Regions from separate parts of the Homo sapiens genome. Here region 1 is linked to region 2. The links are chromatin contacts, found by Hi-C in ENCODE. All regions are on one chromosome and are shown on one strand. The core of a region is the stretch at or near the end of the contact, and the rest is flanking DNA. Distances in the headings are between cores, read along the strand shown. Region 1 holds the start of RFC3 (replication factor C subunit 3). Region 2 has its middle 35 kb from the start of RNF6.

Region 1 (5,449 bases), core at 2,272-4,771, 7.6 Mb after region 2:
CGATGAGAGAAACAAAGCCCCGAAGGAATAAAGACCCTATCTTTTTACCCCTAGGATATTTAATCACATTTTGTGTTTTTAAAGTTTTAATTGTTTTTTCATGCCATTTCACTTAAAATAAAATTTCCTTTTAAATGCCTATGAATGAGTATTTTCAGTTTTAACATATTACCTTTTAAGAAGGTAGCAAGGGTAATTGAAGATGTGTTAAATATATATCACAGTTAAATCATACAGAAAGTAAAGTGTTTTTTTTTTGGTTTTAGAATTGTAGTTGCGTATATAAAAGCATCAGTAAAATAGGTGGTTTGTAATATGCTCAAGTGGAACAATTTATGTTTTATGATTTTGAAGATCAACAAGGTGAAATCCACAAAGTTCAGACATGGACTTAACTCCCTGTAACTAGCCATACCAAACAGAAACTCAGCCAAGATTTCTGCAACATTAACAAGCTGATTCTAACATTTATATGAAAATGCAGAGGACAAAAACTGGCAAAGATAATCTTGAATAAGAATAGAAGTCAAACTACCAGAAACCAAGACCTATTATAAGGCTATAGTAATCAAGACAGTCTGGTACCTGTGCATAGATAGACAAATAGATTGATGGAACAAAACAGGGAGTTCGGCAACAAATCCACACATACAAGGTCACATGATTTATGACAAGGTGACCCTACAGTACAGTGAATAAAGGTCTTTTTAATAAACACTGCTGGTGTAACTGGATATCCACATGGAAAAAAATGTACCTTGACCTTTTAGACTTTTTTTTTTGTATGGAGGCATACAAAAAAAAAATTCCAGTGGATTTAAAATCTAAATGTGAGAGCAAAACCATAAAACTTGAAGAAAAACTCACAGAAGAACATCTTCAAGACTTTGGAGTAGGTAAAGATTTTGTAAAACAGTACAAGCTGAACTATATTTAACTTAAGAACTATTTATCAAAAGACACCATTAACAGAGATTAAAGCCAAGCCACATGTAGGAAAAAGATTATTTAAAATACATGCATGAAAAGGAAAGAAATTAATAAGAAAAAGACAAACAATCTAATAAAAATAGGCAAAATATTTGAATAGTCACTTTACAAAAGAATATTCTAATAATTAATAAGATGCTCAACATCATTTATCATTAGGGAAATTAAAATCATAATGAGATTTCTCTGTAAACCTGCCAGAATGACTAAAATTTAAAAAGGTTGTTGGTTGGTGAAGATGTGGAGAAATTGGAATCTTTTTGCATTGCTCATGGGAATGTAAAGTGGTGCAGCCACTGTGGAAAACGGTATGGCAGTTACTCAAAAAATTAAACTTACAATTACTATATGATTGCCGGGCGTGGTGGCTCGCTACTGTAATCCCAGCACTTTGGGAGGCCGAGGCAGCTGGCTTGCCTGAGCTCAGGAGTTCGAGACCAGCCTGGTCAACATGGTAAAACCCTGTCTCTACTAAAAATACAAAAAATTAGCTGGGCGTGGTGGTGCACAACTGTAACCCTAGCTACATGGGAGGCTGAGGTGGGAGGATCGCTTGAACCCAGGAGGTGGAGGTTGCAGTGAGCCGAGATCGCATCACTGCACTCCAGCCTGGGAGACAGACTGGGACTCCATCTCAAGAAAAAAAAAAAGAGCTAAGATACCTGAGGGCCAGAGTCATTAAACATTAAAGTGATTGCAGCTGTAGTTTACCAACCCCGAGGACTTTACTTCCTCTGTAGCAATTTCTCATATCCTATATATTCAAGAGTCTGGAGTAAAATTGCTAGATAAATACAGGGCCCTGGTTACATTTGAATTTCAGATAAAGGCTGATTTTTTTTCTCATATAAGTATGTCCCTGGCAATATTTATTACAATTTCAAATATTGCCAGGGACATACTTATATGAGAAAAAAAATCATTTGTAATAAATTTTGCCATAGACATATGAAAAAGCTTCTGAAATTCAAATTTAACTGGACTTCCTGGGTCACCACACTATTTCTCCTTCCTCAGAACCCCCAACAATATTGAAGCACATGTCTTCATGTGCTTCAATGGTAGAGACATGTCTTCACGGTAGAGACCATCAACCACTGCTCCTTATTGAAGTTGTCTGTCATGCCTGTGGTCACTCTTGCCAAATTATTGATCATTCTAGCACTTGGTTCTTCTCTTTATTCCTCTCAGTACTTATTTCCATTATCATTCATTATGATTATGATATACACATAGACCACAATTCAGTATCCCTGCTTCTGATTTCCTTTACCTTCTCATTTCAAACACTTCCTCCATTTCAATTCCAAAGGAGAGAAGCATAAAGAAGATGAAGCTTTTTTGCAATATTAAATAGGGTGGTCAGGGAAGCCTCAGTGAGGAGATAATACTTGAGCCAACATCCTGAAGGAAATGAGGGACCCAACTCTGCTGACTGGAGAAACATAGTCCAGGAAGAGGAAACAGTAATTGCAAAGGCCCTGAGGCAGAAGCCTTCCAGGCTTATTATAGAAAGTTTCTCGAGAACAGGGATTAAATCTTATACTTGGTGGTGTGGATAATACCTTACCTGCAGGAGTAATTCATGTAATATGACGATTCATAGAAGAACATGATAAATTATTGATTAATAAATGAGTAAGAGGCACCTTGGTGAAAGGTTATTAAGTATATTTGGAAATCATTTCCTGCCTGTAAGACCTTGCAATCAAATGGCAGGACTTAGGGTTCTTAATAATACATAAAATAAAAGCATAAATTAAATAAGGAATTAATATTATGTACAATGAGTAAAGTGCATTTTGAGAGGCACTATTTGAAGAGAACTTCAAAAGTTGCATATCAACTTCATATGCAGAATATTTTTCTGAGGGGTTCAGATGCTTCTACACATTTTAATTGGAGGGCTTTCAAATATTCTAGACTTAGAATGCATATTAACCTCGTGTCTTCTCCCCTACAGACCACATTTGGGTAGTTTTTCCATGCTCTTGATTCTTTTGTTTCTAATCCAATAAGAATATTGAGGAATAGAGGTAACAAAGGATAGTGAAGATCAGACATTTTCAAGCGATTCATCCAATGAAGCTTTACTGGGTACCTGCCAAGTGAGTGAAACCCTGAGATGTATATATTCTAGTGCCGAGGACAGAGTTCCACACCTAGCAGATATTTAGTAAATTTTTGTTGAATGAATTAAGTGAATGAAAGAATGAATAAATGAAAGGAACGGTCTTCTCTGAGGTATCTGGATGTGACGCCAAAAGGGTCAGAACCACATTTTCAATTCCGCTTGATAATTTCTAGAATATAATAGACGGTGCGAACAAAGAGAAAATAAATAAAGCAGTGAACTTCAGAACTAGAGGGCATCGACGCGGCAGCTGATTTTGTCTGCACACGGCCCCCGTAGCCTTTCCGTCCAAAATCATTTACGCGGCCGCGACCGGTAGTGACGTCACGAGATTTGGAGCTCGCGGGAAAACTTGTCTCTGCGTTGTGGGGAGGACGCGCGCTCGCGCGGGATTTTCAAGCGTAGGCCCCCGGGAACTCGAGCTGCCATGAGCCTCTGGGTGGACAAGTATCGGCCCTGCTCCTTGGGACGGCTGGACTATCACAAGGAGCAGGCGGCCCAGCTGCGGAACCTGGTGAGTCTGCGGGGGCCGGGAGCGTGGGAGAGGGGAGGCCCCCCGGCTCGGGGTTTCGCGCCCCCCTGAGGAGCAGTGCTTCTCCCGCCCGCATTGGAAGGTGATAAGTGCTATGGAGAAAAATAACACAGGGAAGGGGGAAGAGGTGTGGGAGGCTGGCTTGTATTTTTAAACAAGAAAAGCTCCACTGAGAAGTGGCATCTGAGCCGAGACTTGAAGGAAATTGAAAAGTCATAAATACAGAAATCCGAGCAAAGAGTGGAACAGGTAAGAGGGGACAGCAAGTGCAAAATTCCCGGGCAGGGATGTGCACGGCATGTTCTAAGAACCTCAGGAGGCCGGCGTAGCCGATAGTGGTGAACCAGCGGGAAGGGTAATCGGAGATGGGTGTATGTGTTGGGATGGAGTTGGAGTGCAGACCCAGTCAGTCTCAGAATAAGACGAGAAGCCGTTGGAGCATTTTGAGCGGAGATGACACCATGTGATTTACTTTCTAGCTGGCTTAAGATTTCTCGATGTCATTGTCATTTACAAGTAAAGTGTTGTAAATATGTATTTACTCCAAAGATCGTTTCTAATTCTCAAATAAATTGTATTAGGACGTTCCTGAGATTAGTTTTTTTTTTTTTTTTTTTTTTTTTTGAGACGGAGTTTAGCTGTTGTCGCCCAGGCTGGAATGCAATGGCGCGGTCTCGGCTCACTGCAACCTCCGCCTCACGGGTTCAAGCGATTCTCCTGCCTCAGCCTCCCGAGTAGCTGGGATTACAGGCGCCCGCCACCACGCACAGCTAATTTTTGTATTTTTCAGTAGAGACGGGGTTTCACCACGTTGGCCAGGCTGGTCTCGAACTCCTGACCTCAGGTGATCCGCCTGCCTCGGCCTCCCAAAGTGCTGGGATTACAGGCGTGGGCCACCGTGCGTGGCTGAGATTAGAGCTTTGTGAAAGATCCTCTCCCCTCTATCCTGATGCCTCTTTGTCTGTTGTAGTTGATAAAAGTGCCCAATGGCAATATTTTGTGAGAACGAACTGAATCTTCCAGGGAGTAGAGAGTAAAGAAGGATCTTTAGGAGAATAAAGTGTCTGTGGAAGACATTTATCCACTCCTTTTAAGGAACTCAAATTAATATATGATGCTGATGGAAACGTTTTTGCCCAATACCCTGGTTTTCCCTTCCGACCTTTCTTAGATTTACAGATACTATTTAATTAAGTGCGTCTTAAAAATAAGAAATAATAAGAAAAGATTGTACACGTAAAAATCATTAGACTAGTTGATAGTGTTGTGACATTGAAGGTTTTTTTTTGGTCTCTTTATTGATACTGCATGTATACTAATTTAAAATAAATTGATTACTGCAGTATCCATCATTTATAGACAAATTACATTTTCCGTCAATAGCTTTGTCTTCAGTTTTCCTAGTGATAGAATACATTTTATTTTCTGTGGCCACATTTTGTTGTACAGAATTTGGAATGTATATTTTGGACATGAATTTAATATAATGGTCTTATGTGTTAAATTTGCTTTTAAGAAATGTTCACCTGTTTACTCTTTTATTTGCAGCTTAATCAAACTATGAAACATTTAAAGCATAACCCTTATTTTTGATTAGATTGAAGTTGAAAAAACAAGGCAGTAAGTGTCTGTGGGACACTTGCCATTTTCCAGGCAGTATATTAGATTGAATAGTTCTTTTCCTTGGGACTTTTTAGTGACAGAGATGGATGAGTTTACAAAGTATTAAAATTCATTGCAATAAGCGCTTCTCTTAAGATACGTATTCCATTTTTTCAATAATGGTTATTTAC
Region 2 (5,386 bases), core at 1,111-3,610:
AGAGACGGGGTTCCACCCTGTTAGCCAGGATGGTCTCGATCTCCTGACCTCGTGATTCGCCCGTCTCGGCCTCCCAAAGTGCTGGGATTACGGGCGTGAGCCACCGCGCCCGGCCGCCTCAAATTATATTCTAATCAGTCTCCCTCAGTTTAGCCTCTGCATAAAGGCACTTTAAAAGTCTTCGAACACTGAACTCTCAAGTGAAAAAGACATGTTGTTGTATAAAAATCTGTTTTATGCTTTTTGCTCTAGAAGTCTCTAAGGCTTAAAAATCAGCAGGGCATATTCTGCTATCAAAACTACAACAGTATAATTTAGTTGTCTTCAAAGTAAAAAGATTTGTAAGACTTGACATATGAGAACAGATTATCTAATTGTTTCCCCTTTATTGAGTATTGGCCATGATGTTACAGAGACGAACATTCAGTTTTGAGTCACTTCTACTCGCAGATGTTTCAACGTTTCCTGGTCCATAATGACTGCACAATACGAGTATCTCTGCCTTTTAAAGCTGTTCTGGCTTAAAACAATGCCTCACCTTACATTTTCTATGAGTGAAAATAACGTAGATTGAATGCTAAGCATACACACTGTGCAGGCCACAAAGGATAAATCTGTGGACTCCTGCAGAAGGCAGGCGATCCAAAGCAAATGTCCTTAGCTGCCCTCCACCAGTAGAGGGCAGCCCTCTCCCTACAAACTGTCTACCTAGTGAGCTCCAAAGTGCGCTGCAGGAAATTATTTTAGAACTTGTAGGTATTGTTATCATTTTATTGATTGATTGATTGATTGACTATTAAGACAGGATTTCACTCAGCCACCCCAAGCTGTAGTGAAGTGGCACAAACACGGTTCATTGCAGCCTCAACTTCCCAGGATCAAGCCATTCTCCCACCTCAGCCTCCCAAGCAGCTGGGACAACAGGCGCACACCACCATGCCCGGCTAATTTTTTCAAATTATTTTTTGTACAGATGGGATCTCACTATGCTGCCCACGCTGGTCTCGAACTAATGGGCTCAAGCTATCTGACCGCCTCGGCCTCCAAAAGTGCTGGAGTTACAGGCATGAGCCATCATCCCCGACCAAGGTATTATTTTTATTTTAGCTTTTTAAAATTTCTATTTGGTGTGCTCTTTGTAATAATACATAAATATATATATGAGCATGCATTACATTTTTATAACTTATAAATAAATACATATACATATACATTTGAAGTGCATTTTTTTTAAAAAAAGTTGTTACTTGGCTGGGCACAGTGGCTCACGCCTGTAATCCCAGCACTTTGGGAGGCCGAGGTGGGCGGATCACGAGGTCAAGAGATCGAGACTATCCTGGCCAACATGGTGAAACCCCGTCTCTACTAAAAATACAAAAAATTAGCCTGGCGTGGTGGCAGGCGCCTGTTATCACAGCTACTTGGGAGGCTGAGGCAGGAGAATCGCTTGAACCCGGGAGGCGGAGGTTGCAGTGAGCCGAGATCGTGCCACTGCACTCCAGCCTGGGCAAAACGAGCGAAACCCTGTCTCAAAAAAAAGTTGTTACTTAAAGTAATGCATTGTCAACAGAAGTGTAGAGGCCATGATTCTAAACTTGTGTTCTCTACGCCTAACTACGAACCTTGTGCCTTTCCAAAACCAAAGGTCACACTTCTGGAAAGTTCCTTCCTCCCTCACATTCAATATCTATTTAGAGAACACACACTATGTCCTAGCTTCTGCTAGGTTCTGAAAATACAGTAAGAGGCAAAAGAGCCATAGCCCCTCCCACCCCGTGCCCTTATGAAACTTGCAGTCTACATAAACATAGATATGAAACAAACACAAAATGTATGTTTTAACCCTAAAATGCGATAGGGAAGCCAGTCAGACGATTTACTCGGGAGTAAGAATTCAGGTCATTCACCAAGGCGCCCATGTCAAAGCTTCATCACCCGCCTCGCGGCCCTAAAACGTGTCAGAGTCATGATACACACAACGCAGAGGAAAAGTTCAAAAACAGATCTTAAAAAGAGAAGTGAAAGCAAGCGATCAAAACATTTCTGGAAATCTGACACATCTGGAGTGCCGTGTGGAGACGCCAGGGCGCGTGGAGCTTTGAGCAGTTAAAAACCCAGACCGGGAGGCCAGTGCGTGTGTAAGACCGCGTTTCTCTGCAAGGCTGTCCCGCGGCAGGAACGCGCTCGTTGGGCCGCAGAGCAAGAGCGGGACGCGCCGGGGGGCGTCTGCGTGGCACGTGGGCCCCGCAGCCAGTCGCGCTACCGACTGGCAGTCAGCGGAGACGCTTCGGAGCAGGTCTGTTAGGGCGCGCGCACACACATGCACGTGCACGAGCGCACGTACACGCGCACACCGCCAGCGCGGACCCTGACGGGGCCGAGCCTCGGAATTGGGCCTCCTCGGCCGCCGTCGTCTTCTCAGCTCTCACAGGGCCCGCAGCGGCGCTATACCTTCGGCCACAGGTAGCGCGTTCCTTCGCTGTGCTGACCGTCGATCCCGGGGGCGCTAGAGCGCCGGCTCCGGGGAGGGCAGGGAAGCGTCAGGGACCTTTCTTCTTCTTTTTTTTTTTTTCTTTTTTTGAGACGGAGTCTCGTTCTGTCGCCCAGGCTGGAGTGTAGTGGCGCGATCTCGGCTCACTGCAATTTCCGCCTCCCAGGTTCACGCCATTCTCCTGCCTCAGCCTCCCGAGTAGCTGGGACTACAGGCGCCCGCCACCACGCCCGGCTAATTTTGTGTATTTTTAGTAGAGACGGGGTTTCACCGTGTTAGCCAGGATGGTCTCGATCTCCTGACTTCGTGATCCACCCACCTCGGCCTCCCAAAGTGCTGAGATTACAGGCATGAGCCACCGCGCCCGGCAAGCGTCAGGGACCTTTCTAGAGCCTTGCTTGGCCTGAGGTCCGGGACTGGGGCTGTCCCCGCTTCCTGTTTCTGCCATCAGTGGGGCCACAGGCCTGAAGACGGCTTGTACCGCCACCTTGGGCGCCTCTGCTCCTGGCTGCGACGTGGGGCGTCCTAGCCTTCGGACCGGGAACCTGATAGGAGACGAATAGAAAGGGGGAAAGCCCTGGAAAATTAAGCCGGCACAAGAAGGGGGAAACGTTTGGAGGTCAGGCAAGGCTGATGGCCTTGGGGATCGCGGAGCAGGAGGCTTACTGGGATGTCCAGTGTGAGAATGTCAGCCCGTGAGCTCTGGTGTGCAAGAAAAATGCCTCTTTTCTGGATTTCAGGTGAATTTCTGACTCCTCTGGGCTACATACGACCACCCTTCCCTGGCCCCCTCTGGTGAACTGGTTATAAAAGAAAAATTACCCTAGTTCTTCCTGCGGTCCCCTCCCCAGGGATTAGGCCAAGTTCTGGAAGCTTATTGGGTGACTTAGTGGGTATGTTAATGGTTAAGTAACGTACCCAAGGTCTTATTGCCAATCAGTGGCAAAGTCAGGATTCAAATGCAGATCTCTTGGACTCCAGAGGCTGGAGTTTATTAAATGTTTAGCCCCAGCTCTATTTGATTTTGGGGGTTTTTTAAGACAGTCTCTATCTGTTGCCCAGGATGGAGTGCAGTGGTGCAATCTTAGCTCACTGCAGCCTTGAACTGTTGGGCTTAAGCAGTCCTCCTGCCTCAGCCTCCCAACTAGCTGGGACTACAGGCGTGTGCCACCACACCTGGTTCCTAGCTCTATTTGAGACCACAGTGGCCTGAAGTGTAAAGCACACTGGACACTAGGTGTCAAAAAATAGAACTAGAAGTCAACAAGTGATCTAAAACAAGATTCTGTAGGTGTCTGGGCATCAGTTTCATCATCTGGGTGAAATGGACTTGAACCTGTTAATATCCAAGGTCCCTTCAGCCCTAATAGTCTAGGAATTCTAGAGAGTGTAACTGCTCATTTGCAGGCTGCCATCCAGACCATCACAACTGTCTTGTGGCTCATGGAGACTTTCAGATTGATGCAGTGGCTCCAAGGCGAAGTGACCTCAATTGCTGATGCAAAACTAGATTCTATAAGTGTAAACTGGTGGTTCACAAGGACAGGTGAGAAGTGCTGATGGTGGCAAGGGAGGCAATTATAACAATATCCCTCCCCTTCTACCCCATCCTCCACCCCACTTGTGACAGACATAGACAAGGACTTAATTGTGGCACAGAGGAAGGGCAACTGACTCTTGAGACCAGTGAATCTGTAGTCAAAACGCACTGATCACTGTTGAATAACTACTGGAATTATCAAGAGTCTGGCTGAATTTACATTTTACTTTCCAAAACAAATATAACCAAAAATTCCAGTCACTGCATAAGCCAGAAGCAGGTGACACACAGAAGTGAAGACTGAGGGGAGTTTAGGTGAAAGCTGCAGCTGTTCTCTCCCTTTTAGTGGGGGCTTTAGTTGGACAAGTCAAAAGAGCTTTTTTTTTTTTTTTTTTTTTTTTTTTTTTGAGATGAAGTCTCACTCTGTTGCCAGGCTGGAGTGGCATGATCTCGGCTCACTGCAACCTCTGCCTCTTCAGTTCAAGCACTTATCCTGCCTCAGCCTCCCAAGTAGCTGGGACTACAGGCACATGCCACCATGCCCGGTTAATTTTTGTATTTTTAGTAGAGATGAGGTTTCAACATGTTGGCCAGGATGGTCTCAATCTCTTGACCTCGTGATCTGCCCACCTTGGCCTCCCAAAGTGATGGGATTACAAGCATGAGCCACTGCGCCCGGCTCAGAACAGATTTCTGAAGAGGTTGTATGCAAACTGATTATTGTAGACTCAAAGGCTTACACTCCCATGAAGTAAGAGGGAGCTTTCTTAAATGTAAGATAGAATCAAAATATTCCTAGTAGCCAGGGATGGTGGCTAACGCCCGTAATCCCAGCACTTTGGGAGGCCGAGGCAGGTGGATCACCTGAGGTCAGGAGTTTGAGACCAGCCTGGCCAACATGGTGAAACTATGTCTCTACTAAAATACAAAAATTAGCTGGGTGTGGTGGCGGGCACCTGTAGTCCCAGCTACTGGGAAGGCTGAGGCAGGAGAATCGCTTGAACCCGGGAGGCGGAGGTTGCAGTGAGCCAAGGTCATGCCACTGCACTGCAGCCTGGGCGACAGAGCCAGACTCCATCTCAAAAAAAACGCTTCCTATTGTAATAGATCGTTGGATGAAAATATGCCACCTTGCCTCAATTACTCTAAATCAAATAACAGGCTTAGTGTGAGTTGGAATAAACCTATCAATGGCTACATTTTTTGTTTATGTATATCTGTGTTCATACGAAATTTCATATTTCATGCCAAGGAGGAAATGGAAAACTCCTAAAACTTTCAGAAGGGAAACTATTCTCATTTAAAGGCAGTTTGCCCCAATCTTAAGGAAACTCTGCCTGTTTTTGCTTCAGGCT

What was found. A loop is a pair of places that touch in the nucleus more often than their neighbours do. Pooled maps may share reads with other maps.
Region 1: a pooled map shows a loop between it and region 2 (15-fold over the local background). The contact joins the promoter of RFC3 here to the enhancer-like site in region 2. A Hi-C loop is called at or near these places in 5 of 50 pooled maps.

Annotation. Positions count from the first base shown.
Region 1 is chr13:33,814,628-33,820,076 of GRCh38, forward strand. It overlaps RFC3 (replication factor C subunit 3), which reads left to right and starts at 3,522. Exons shown (of 9, transcript NM_002915.4): 1 at 3,522-3,638. The coding sequence starts at 3,552.
Region 2 is chr13:26,184,216-26,189,601 of GRCh38, forward strand. It overlaps a transcript of RNF6 not described here. Among named protein-coding and RNA genes, the nearest start is that of RNF6, 35 kb to the right of the region's middle. RefSeq lists enhancers at 1,930-2,099, 2,150-2,199. Within about 2 kb of position 2,361, at least 34 of the 41 ENCODE cell types and tissues checked have a DNase peak (open chromatin) inside an H3K27ac peak, as active enhancers do.